Regions from separate parts of the Homo sapiens genome. Here region 1 is linked to region 2. Evidence: read pairs that join two places in POLR2A ChIA-PET (ENCODE). Cell type or tissue: OCI-LY7. All regions are shown on one strand. Each heading gives the region's core, and the rest is flanking DNA. Links, peaks and the distances in the headings are about the cores only. Region 1 has its middle 23 kb from the start of LINC01514. Region 2 has its middle 12 kb from the start of KAZALD1.

The links. Peaks named below come from ENCODE experiments on the same cell type or tissue, not always from the same donor. Only the 100,000 strongest peaks of a DNase experiment are listed, where the experiment ranks them.
Region 1: POLR2A ChIA-PET joins it to region 2 with 5 read pairs; 2 of 35 experiments call an interaction of 5 or more read pairs at or near these places.

The regions. Positions count from the first base shown.
Region 1 is chr10:101,196,700-101,202,072 of GRCh38, reverse strand. No RefSeq gene overlaps it. Among named protein-coding and RNA genes, the nearest start is that of LINC01514, 23 kb to the right of the region's middle. In OCI-LY7, for the core only: no CTCF peak of the experiment used is centred there; no DNase peak of the experiment used is centred there.
Region 2 is chr10:101,047,598-101,052,970 of GRCh38, reverse strand. No RefSeq gene overlaps it. Among named protein-coding and RNA genes, the nearest start is that of KAZALD1, 12 kb to the left of the region's middle. RefSeq lists an enhancer at 2,134-2,635 and a silencer at 2,454-2,643. In OCI-LY7, for the core only: CTCF peaks have their summits at 2,323 and 2,527 (motif pointing left); DNase peaks (open chromatin) are centred at 2,060 and 2,510; H3K4me3 peaks cover 840 bases; H3K27ac peaks cover 1,086 bases.

The sequences.
Region 1 (5,373 bases), core at 174-5,173, 150 kb before region 2:
GGGTGCCACACACACCCCTTTTTTTTTCTGAGACAGGGCTGTCCCCAGGCTGGAGTACAGTGGCACAGTCATACCTCACTGCAGTCTCCACCTTCCAGACTCAAGTGATCCTCCCCCATCAGCCTCCTGAGTAGCTGGGACCACAGGCTAACACCACCATGACCAGTAATTTTTTCATTTTTTACAGAGACGGAGTCTTGCCATGTTGCCCAGGCTGGTCTCAAACTCCTAGGCTCAAGTCATCCTCCTGCCTTGGCCTCCCAAAGTGCTGGGATTAAAAATGTGAGCCACTGTGCCTGGCCACCATACCCTTTTCAACAACCAGATCTCACGTGAACTCAGAGTGAGAACTCACTCATTATTGTGAGGACAGCACCAAGCTATTCATGAAGGATCCGCCCCCATGACCCAAACACCTCTCACCAGGCCCCACCTCCAACACTGGGGATTACATTTACTTACTTACTTTTATTCATTTACTTTTTGAGATGGAGTCTAGCTCTGTTGCGCAGGCTAAAGTGCAGTGGCACAATCTTGGCTCACTGCAACCTCTGCCTCCCGGGCTCAAGCAATTCTCCTGCCTCAACCTCCCAAGTAGCTGAGACTACAGGCGTGTGCCACTGTTAGGCCTCTGAGCCCAAGCCAAGCCGTGGCATCCCCCGTGACTTGCATGTATACGCCCAGATGGCCTGAAGTAACTGAAGAATCACAAAAGAAGTGAAAATACCCTGCCCTGCCTTAACTGATGACATTCCACCACAAAAATAAGTGAAAATGGCCGGTCCTTGCCTTAGGTGATGACATTACCTTGTGAAAGTCCTTTTCCTGGCTCATCCTGGCTCAAAAACTCCCCTACTGAGCATTTTGCGACCCCCACTCCTGCCCGCCAGAGAGCAAACCCCCTTTGACTGTAATTTTCCTTTACCTACCCAAATCTTATAAAACGGCCCCACCCCTGTCTCCCTTCGCTGACTCCCTTTTCAGACTCAGCCCGCCTGCACCCAGGTGATTAAAAGTTTTATTGCTCACACAAAGCCTGTTTGGTGGTCTCTTCACATGGGCGCGCATGAAAGCCACCATGCCTGGCTAATTTTTACATTTTTAGTAGATGGGATTTCACCATGTTGGCCAGGCTGGTCTTGAACTCCTGAGCTCAAGTGATCTGCCCGCCTCGGCCTCCCAAAGTGCTGGGATTACAGGCATGAGCCACCATGCCCGGCCTGGGGATTACATTTAAACATGAGATTTGAAAGGGACAAACACCCAAACACCTGTTCAATACAGGTAGTATATATATGTGCCTCTGCTTTAACAAGCCAGACATCCTTTCATTTTAGCATAGCAACATTGAATGGGAAACATCCCGTCTTTCCCACTTTTAGCCTTCAAGCTGCCTGTGCTCTGTGAGGCAGCCCCTGTCCCCACCCCAGATCTAGGAATGCCTGTTGCCAAATGAGGAGGAATGAGAACTTAGAGAGATTCCACAGGGGCTCTGCCAAGCAGACGTGATGCTCAAGAAAGAAAACTCTGGCCTCTGGGTGGACTCCATGTCTTTTGAGTCCTAAGTGCAGAAGGTGAAGAGGTGCCTAAGACTCTCACTGACCCGCCCACCTCTGCAGCACGACCTTCCAGCCCCAGTGAAATCTGTAGCACTATGTTCAACTTCCAGAATTCTGCCTTCAGTGTCAAGCGTGCAGGGTTCCAGGATTGTCCAGGCCTGGTGAAATATTGATATTCGTCTTCCCTGAAAGGATAAGTTGCGATCAACGTCATACATCTGTCAGATAGGAGTCAGCCCTTGGAACTTTCCGTAGGATTCTTTGCCACCCTCCACAGAATGCATGGTGGGTCAGATACTGTGACACTGGCCAATTCTCTCTCAGCAATGGTGGCAGGAGGTGGGTGAAGAGAGGGACAGTCGGTTGGCATCACCGTGAATTCTAGTTGTTTGCAGGGGATACAGCGTGGAAGAATATTCTCGGCCTCTGAGAAGAATTGGCCCTTCTATCCAGCTGGAGATACTCTTGAGGCACACAATTCCAACAGAGAGAGGGGCAACAGGTACCCCAAAGCTACCGGCAATTGCTTCAGTCAGCTCTGTTCAGTGGCAGGGAATGGGATCCTACCCAAAGTAGCTTGATATAACAGCTGCAGAGGATTCCTCTTTTTAGAAAAAGATTTTTATTTTCAATTTTTGTGGGTACCTAGTGGGTGTATATATTTACAGGGTACATGAGGTATTTTGACACAGGCATACAATGGGTAATAATTACATTAGGGTAAATGGGGTATCCATCACCTCAAGCATTTATCTTTTCTTTGTCTTATAAATAATCCACTTATATTCTTTTAGTTTTTTAAGTGTATAATAAATTATTGTTGACTGTAGTCACTCTGTTGTGCTATCAAATACTAGGTCTTAGTCATTCTTTCTATTATAACTAATATGTTTTTGTACCCATTAATCATTTCCTGCCTCCCTCAACCACTACTCTTCCCAGCCTCTGGTGACTATTGCTCCACTGTCTGTCTCCATGAGTTCAATTGTTTTAATTTTTAGCTCCCACAAATAAGTGAGAAGATGAGAAGTTTGTCTTTTTTTTTTTTTTTGTGAGATGGAGTCTCGCTCTGTTGCCCAGGCTGGAGTGCAGTGGCACAATCTCGGCTCACTGTAACCTCTGCCTCTCAGGTTCAAGTGATTTTCCTGCCTCAGCCTCCCAAGTAGCTGGGACTATAGGCATGCACCACCACGCCCGGTTAATTTTTTGTATTTTTAATAGAGACGGGGTTTCACCATGTTGGCCAGGCTGGTTTTGAACTTCTGTCCTCAAGTGATCTGCCCGCCTCGGCCTCCTGAAGTTCTAGGAATACAGGTGTGAGCCACCACGTCTGGCCAGAAGTTTGTCTTTCTGTGCCTGGCTTATTTCACCTAACATAATGATCACCAGTTCCATCCATGTTGTTGCAAATGACAGGATCTTTTTTTTTTTTTTTTTGAGATGGAGTGTTGCTCTGTCATTCAGGCTGAATTGCAGTGTCATGATCTCAGCTCACTGCAACCTCCACCTCCCAGGTTCAAGTGATACTCCTGCCTCAGCCTCCCAAGTAGCTGGGATTACAAGTGCATGCGACCATGTCTGGCTAATTTTTGTATTTTCAGTAGAGACAGGGTTTCACTGTATTGACGAGGCTGGTCTCAAACTCCTGACCTCAAGTGATCTGCCCGCCTCAGCCTCCCAAAATGCTAGGATTACAGGCATGAGCCACTGCGCCCAGCCAACAGGATCTCATTCTTTTTCATGGCTGAATAGTACTCCGCTGTGTATAAGTACCACATTTTCTTTATCTATTTGTCTGTTGATGGACACTTAGGTTGTTTCCAAATCCTGGCTATTGTGAATAGTACTGCAATAAACATGGCAGTGAAGATATCTCTTTGATAAGCTGATTTTCTTTCTTTTGGGTATATACCCAGCAGTGGGATTGCTGTGTCATATGGTAGCTCTATTTTTAGTTTTTTGAGGAACTTCCAAACTGTTCTCCATAGTGGTTGTATTACTTTACATTCCAACCAACAGCATACAAGGGTTCCCTTTTCTCCACATCCTCGTCAGCATTTGTTATTGCCTGTCTTTTGGATAAAAGCCATTTTCACTGGGGTGAGATGATATCACGTTATAGTTTTGATTTGCATTTCTCTGATGATCAGTGACTGAATACCTTTTCATACGCCTGTTTGCCATTTATATGTCTTCCTTGAGGACTCCTCTTTGACCCTTCCCTGGAGGTGGGCTGTAGCAGACAATGGGACCCCCACTCCACCAGACCTGGCTGGTTGGAGCAGGTAGGTACTGACCCAGACTGGGCCTGCCAGAGTCTTTCTCCTGGGCATTCGGACAAGGGCTAGACATCTCTGTGGCCGGACATCTCTGTGGCCACTTGAACTTGCATAATCTGGGGCTATTGACAGCCATGTTTAGCCTCATGCACATGGAGAATTGAAGGAAATTGGTCTCAAATAAGATACTTGAGACCATAGGCCCATTTAGAGAAGGTCTGCCTGGCTTTCAGGTCATCCTGAGACCCAGGTGTGCCACCTGTCCCAGGGTTCCAGGAGACACCTGCCATCCTTATAAGGACTACCCTTTTAAAGCCGGGTGTGGTGGCTCATGCCTGTAATCCCAGCACTTTGAGAGGCTGAGGCGGGTGGATCACCTAAGGTCAGGAGTTCAAGACCAGCCTGGACAACATGGTGAAACCCCGTCTCTACTAAAAATATAAAAATTAGCCAGATGTGGCAGCAGGTGCCTGTAATCCCAGCTACTCGGGAGGCTGAGGCAGGAGAATCTCTTGAACCTGGGAAGCGGAGGTTGCAGTGAGCTGAGATTGTGCCACTGCACCCCACTCTGGGTGACAAGAGCTAAACTCAATCTCAAAAAAAAAAAATAGACTACCCTTTTTGCGTAAGTTAGCCTGGGTGGGTTTCTATCAGTTATACCTCCAGAAAAGCCTAAGACAGGGTATATTATACGGGTTCAGAGAATGTCACAGAAAGAAGGGCAGGAAGCACACTGGGGCTCAGGAATTAGGAAAATTCTGTCTCTCTCTCTCTCTCAATTTGCTCATATGGTTCTCGTCTCTCCTATCTATCTCAGCAGGCTAGCTTTCTTCTTTTTTTCCACTAGTGAGTCCCCAACCAAATTGTTGTCCTAGTCCTGAATCTATACAACCTTCAGTTCCAGCCATCAGACTGTAATCCCTCCCTCTCAGTTGAAATATGAGGGAGAGGCCGGGCGTGGTGGCTCATGCCTGTAATCCTAGCACTTTGGGAGGCCGAGATGGGCAGATCACCTGAGGTCAGGAGTTCGAGACCAGCCTGTCCAACACGGTGAAACCCCATCTCTACTAAAAATACAAAAACTAGCCAGGCGTGGTGGCAGGCACCTGTAATCCCAGCTACTCGGGAGGCTGAGGGAAGAAAATCGCTTGAACCCAGGAGGTGGAGGTTGCAGTGAGCTGAGATCATGCCACTGCACTCCAGCCTGAGTGACAGAGCAAGAATCCATCTAAATAATAATAATAATAATAATAAAGAGGGGAAGAGGGCGAGAGAGAGAGGTTGATTCTGCCCTATGTCTTGGTTCCCCTTTGGGTCAAGTATCCACTCCTGCTCACACCGACCGTGACTGGAGGAGAAGGAGGCTCACACAGCACATTAATCAGTGCCCTCTCCCCGGCCTTTAAAGAAGAGACAGAAGTTTAACTCAAAGTAGCCCAAGGGGAAAGGCAGAAATGGCTTAGCTCCCATAAGTGATACGAACAGAGCAGGGAGGGCTTCTGGAACAACTGGGTCCAGAACACCAACCATGTCAC
Region 2 (5,373 bases), core at 176-5,175:
GCAGTCCTTGTGCCTCAGTCTCCCAAGTACCTGGGACCACCGCCGCCTGTCAGTACACCCAGCTAATTTTTAAAAATTATTTGTAGAAACGAAGTCTTGCTATGTTGCCCAGGCTGAACTCAAACTCCTGGGCTCAAGCAATCCTCCCACCTCAGCCTCCCAAAGTGCTGGGATTACCAGCACATGCCACCACACCTGGCCTAACATTTTTGTTTTGTTTAGAGACGGAGTTTCGCTTTGTCACCCAGGCTGGAGTGCAGTGGCACCATCTTGGCTCACTGCAACCTCCGCCTCCCAGGTTTGAGCAAATCTCATGCCTCAGCCTCCTGAGTAGTTGTGACTACAGGTGTGTACCACCATGCCTGGCTAATTTTTTGTATTTTAGTAGAGACAGGGTTTCACCATGTTGCCCAGGCTGTCTCAAACTCCTAAGCTCAGGCAGTCTGCCCGCCTCAGCCTGCCAAAGTGCTAGGATTACAGGCATGAGTCACTGTGCCTGGCCTGGCCTAACATTTTTGAAAGTGTGGCTGCATCACAAGAGACAAAGCTGCTGTGACCCAGGTCTTATGCTTCTGGAGCTGCCAAGTGCAAACAATAGCTCAGCCACTGGGCACTGCCTGTGACGGGCAGCATCTATGGTAGGTGGCAGCTAGAGGCCCCACAGCCTAGGAAGGGCCTCCCAGAAGTTTTTATTTTGACTTAGAATCGAGGCTTTCAGTCTCAGCTTTGCCAGCAGCTGAGACCCATCTGAACCAAGGTTTCTTCTGAGAAACAAGGGTGAATTTGGACTTAAGGCATGTCATATTTGGCATGGTGTTTTTAAGTTTCTACTCAAACGTTGAGACATTTTATATAAAAGTCCAGAATTTGGGGCCAGAATTTTCAGGCCAGGATGTTCAGAGAGGCTTTGAGGAGAACCCCCAGCTGCTCCTAGTGCTAGGATAGAGAGGTGGGAGGGGTAAGGTAAGAAAGGCCAGAGATGATATCCAAGCTGCTGATGTTGCCAGATTGTTTTGAAAACAAACAACAAACAGTGGGGAATCTGGTCTACCCAGCAACAATTGAAGGTGAGTACTGGCTGCCGTTTTAAACAGGACTAGCCCTCTCCAGCTCAACACAATCCCAACCTAGTGTGCTTCCCTTATTTAAGATTCCTGACATAGCCTTTGAGTTCATGTTCCTTGAACTAGATGGTTCCTTCAGCTCTAACATGCAATAATAACAACAGGCCAGGCATGGTGGCTCATGCTTGTAATCTCAGCACTTTGGGAGGCCGAGGTGGGAGGATCTCTTGAGCCCAAGAGTTCAAGATCAGCCTTGGAAACATAGTGAAACCCCCATCTATACAAAAAGTAAAAAATTAGCTGGGTGTGGTGGCACATACCTGTAGTCCCAGCTACTAGGGAGGCCGAGGCTGGAGGATGATCACTTGGTCCCAGGAGTTGAGGCTGCAGTGAGCTATGATGGTGCCACTACTACACTCCAGCCTGGGTGACAGAGCGAGACCCTTTGTCAAAATAATTATAATAAAGATGATAACAATAACAATAATAGCTATCATTTATCAGTGCGCCAGGCCCTATGGCAAACAACTTGCATATGTTAACTTGTTTCAGACTTACAAAACCGTGTAGGGTAGGATTATTAGAAGAGAAAGCTGAGTTTCAGACCTGTAGGAAAGTTTGCCCAGTGTCACTGGCCAGTAAGCAACAGAGCTAAGACTTGAACCTGGGGCTGCCTAGGTCCAAGGCATGATTCTAACATCACACTATCCTGCCACTATTAGAGTATCTTTGCCAGCCTAACTTCATTGCAGCTGGAGCCAGAATAGCAGCAAGTGTTTTATAAATGTAAATACCCCATATTCAGGGGACAAGCTGTGGAAATGCAGGCGAGTGTGTGCCCAGGTGGCAGGAGATCAGGAGGTAGGGAGATGATGGGGAAATCGCAGGTCACAGCATCTGGGCACCTGAGGCCAAAGTGCTTCAGGGTTGGCCTCAAGAGAAGACAAGAAAGATGAGGTGGGGGGAGGAGAGAGGAGGCCAGGCTGTCTGAGAGTCCCTGGGGAGAACCTCCAGGTGTTCCTCCTGCTGAGATAGGCAGGTGGGAAGTGAGAGAAGCGAGCGCTGATGACTGAGCTGCTGGCGTTCGCAGGAACCTAACTGACTCGGTGGTTGGAGCGGGGGAGTGAGGTTAATGGGAATCAGGAGGCTCTCTGAGCCCCGGGGCCTAGTCTTCCTCGTTCTTGTTCCCCTCTCCTTGCCTGAGTGGTCTGTGGTGACCAGCCAGGTTCCTTTACAGGAAACAGCCCAGCAACCTTACAGGGGGAAAAATGGAGTCCTCCTTAGGTGCAGAAACACAGCAACTTACCTAAGGTCTTGGGGCCCCCTCCCAGGGCAGTGCATCGAGGTGGGACGTGAGAAGAGAAAAGGGCTTGTCCAGAGGCGCGCGGTTCCACAGCCCATAAGGTTGGGGGTGGCCCGAACCTGAAACGGAGCCTTGGCCAGGATCCTGCAACCAAAGTCTGAAGCGCCCCCCGGTGGGGGCCGAGAGCGCTGCAGGCAGGTGGCGGCGCGGGGCAGGCGGGCGGGCGAAGGGAGCTCCGGCTACGCAGAGAACGCGGTGCGCCCCCTTCCCACCTGCGCGAGGGCATCCTGCCCGGGGGAGGAAAGGCGGGAGTCCGAGGCGGGTCGGATTCCCAGCCAGCTCCCTCCTCACAGGAGGCGGCCCATTATCCGGCGTCGTTAAAGAGCAATTAGATGGAAATTAAGCCGAGAACAAGTATTGATTATCTCATTAAGGCCGGGGGAGCCCGCTCAGTCGGGGAGAGTTTACCGCCGCTCACCCCATTATCTGCAAGGTGAAAGCCTGCGGTCATCAAAACCCAGTGATGTATCGATCTTGCCCCCATCCCCAAACCCATTCCACCCCTCCCCCCTAGAGTAAGTGGGTTCTAGAGAGGTGACACCAGGGGTGTGATGAGCTGGAGGAAGAGCTCAGGCCCCTACTGTCTCTCTTAGCACTTTCTCTTTAGTTCCCTTTATTTCTTCAGTTTCTGGTCCCAAATTTCTTTCTTTCTTTTTTTTGAGACGGAGTCTTGCTCTGTTGCCCAGGCTAGAGTGCAATGGCGCGATCTCGGCTCACGGCAACCTCCGCCTCCCGGGTTCAAGCGATTCTCCTGCCTCAGCCTCTCGAGTAACTAGGATCGCAGGCATGTGCCTGCCACAACACCCTGCTAATTTTTGTATTTTTAGTAGAGACGGGGTTTCACCATGTTGGCCAGGATAGTCTCGAACTCCTGACCTCAGATTATCCTCCCGCCTCAGCCTCCCAAAGTTCTGGGATTACAGGCGTGAGCCACCGAGCCCGGCCCACATTTCTTCTAATGGTGGGGAGGGAGGGAAACCAGAGACAGTTCACCTCTCTCCGAGATTGGAGAAAGAGGACTTCTGTGGTTTTACATCCAAAGAAGAGAAACTGGAGTTGAGATGTAATTGAAAGAATTTGCCCCTGTTGACACACAGTACAGGGCACCCCTGCGCCCCGAACTCCTTTACCTCCCAGGAGAGGTTGAGTTCTGGGTCACCATCATCGCCAAAGGAAGAGATTCCTAGGACAACCCCACAGGCTCCCCAAAGCCCAGCAACTTCAGAAGTCAGAAGGGGCTTCCTTGGGGTCCCTGATGGTGTGATCTTTGTAGAAAAATCACAGTGTCGAAGAGGAAAGTTTTCATCCTGGCTTTGCTTCTAACTGGCTATGTGACCTCCTGCAAGTCACTCTGCCTCTCCAGACCACAGAGTCCTCAAAAGAATGGGGCCAGAAGAGCCCCAAGGCTCCAGTCCAAGTGCCTAGTTCCCTGCTGGCAGGCACTGGGGAGGCGGCTGTGTGCTCTGCTCCACCTGCCTCAGGAGCTCATGGTCCCAAGGGGGAGAAGACGCTGAACTGACATCATGGAAATCAGTGTTACAATTATAATAGGAGTCAGGAGAAAGAGTGCAGGTGCTGTGAGGAAGTTTAAGCAGCCAGGAGGCTTGCACAGGAAGCAGATATTCCAATAAACAAACCGGGGACAAGCCTGTTGCCCACTCATTCATTCAACACACAATTACTGAATGCACATCGGAGCCCCTGGTGAGCAAAACTGCGGCGTCTTCCCCCTGGAACCCACAGTCCAGTGAGGGAGCCAGACATCAATGATATAATCGCCCAATAATTGCCGCACAAATAAAGGCAAAAGCACAAATACGGTAGGTATGCTGAAAAGTATGACGGGGCGCACGGAGAGAGAATAAGAGAACTGAATTGAGGGAGGGCGGGGGCCAAGGAAGCCTGTCCAAAAAAGCGATGGTCGGCCATCATTTAAGGTTGGAAGTCCTTAAATCGAGGCAGCAGGAAAGCTGGAGGAGTCTCCTGGAGAGGGCGAGCCCTTCTTCCCCGAAGTGCCAAGACTTGCCTTCGAGCGCGCCCAGGTCGGCGACGCAGCAGAGAACACTGACGCTCGCAATCCCATTGCTGGACTCACCTGAGAGCCTCAGGTGCGCGGGCGAGTGGTAGGAGGAGAAGAAAGGAAGGCGGAGTGGAGCGACAGCAGCGGCAGGTGGTGCGCCCAGCCCGTGCCGGGTTGGCTCGCGCGAAGCGAGCGCCGCCGCCGCAGTATCTGGGCTCATCTCCCTGCCCCGGAGCCGGGCAACTATTAATCTTGGTTGACGGTTTCTAATGTCCTGGTTGGGAGGCGGGGAGTGCGGCCCAGTCCGCCCTAAAGGTAGAAGTGGTTAATGGGCCTCTTCATCACCGCCAGGAGCCGGTACCTTGCGGAGCGCGAGGGGCGCTGCAGCAGGTGAGCTGCAGAGCTGGCGGAGGCCCTTAATGAAGCTGCCCGGGCTGGGGCGGACGGAGAGGGAAGCCGGGGGAGGGAGGCGGTTCCAGGGGTGAGAGGTAGGTTCGTCCGCCCCGACAGTCCAGCTTTGGGTGTGTGGAGTGGGGGAGCTCACCTGGGCGCCCTTTACCTGAGGGGGCCTTCTGAAGGCGCAGTGCTGGGGTAGGATGCTGAGTTAGGCCTGCCTAGATATGGATCTTTTCTAAGGTGACAGGAGTTGGGTGGGATTGGGGTGGGAAGGGGGGGTGTCCGATAACCCGGGTCGTCCTGCAATAAGCGAGGACCAGACACAAATTGGGTGCTCCGAAATGTTTGCTGACCTGCAAGGCCTGTGCCTCACGTGTGCAGGGGAGAGATGTTAGGGTCAAGTGAGAATTTCGGGACCTCCGGACCCCAGTGATCAAGAGCGTCCTGTCTTTTTACTGCCGCTCCCGTTCCTTCTCTGTGACTCAGTTTCCCCTCTGAGGCGGGTTTTCAAGCTCCCCAGCCCTCCAACT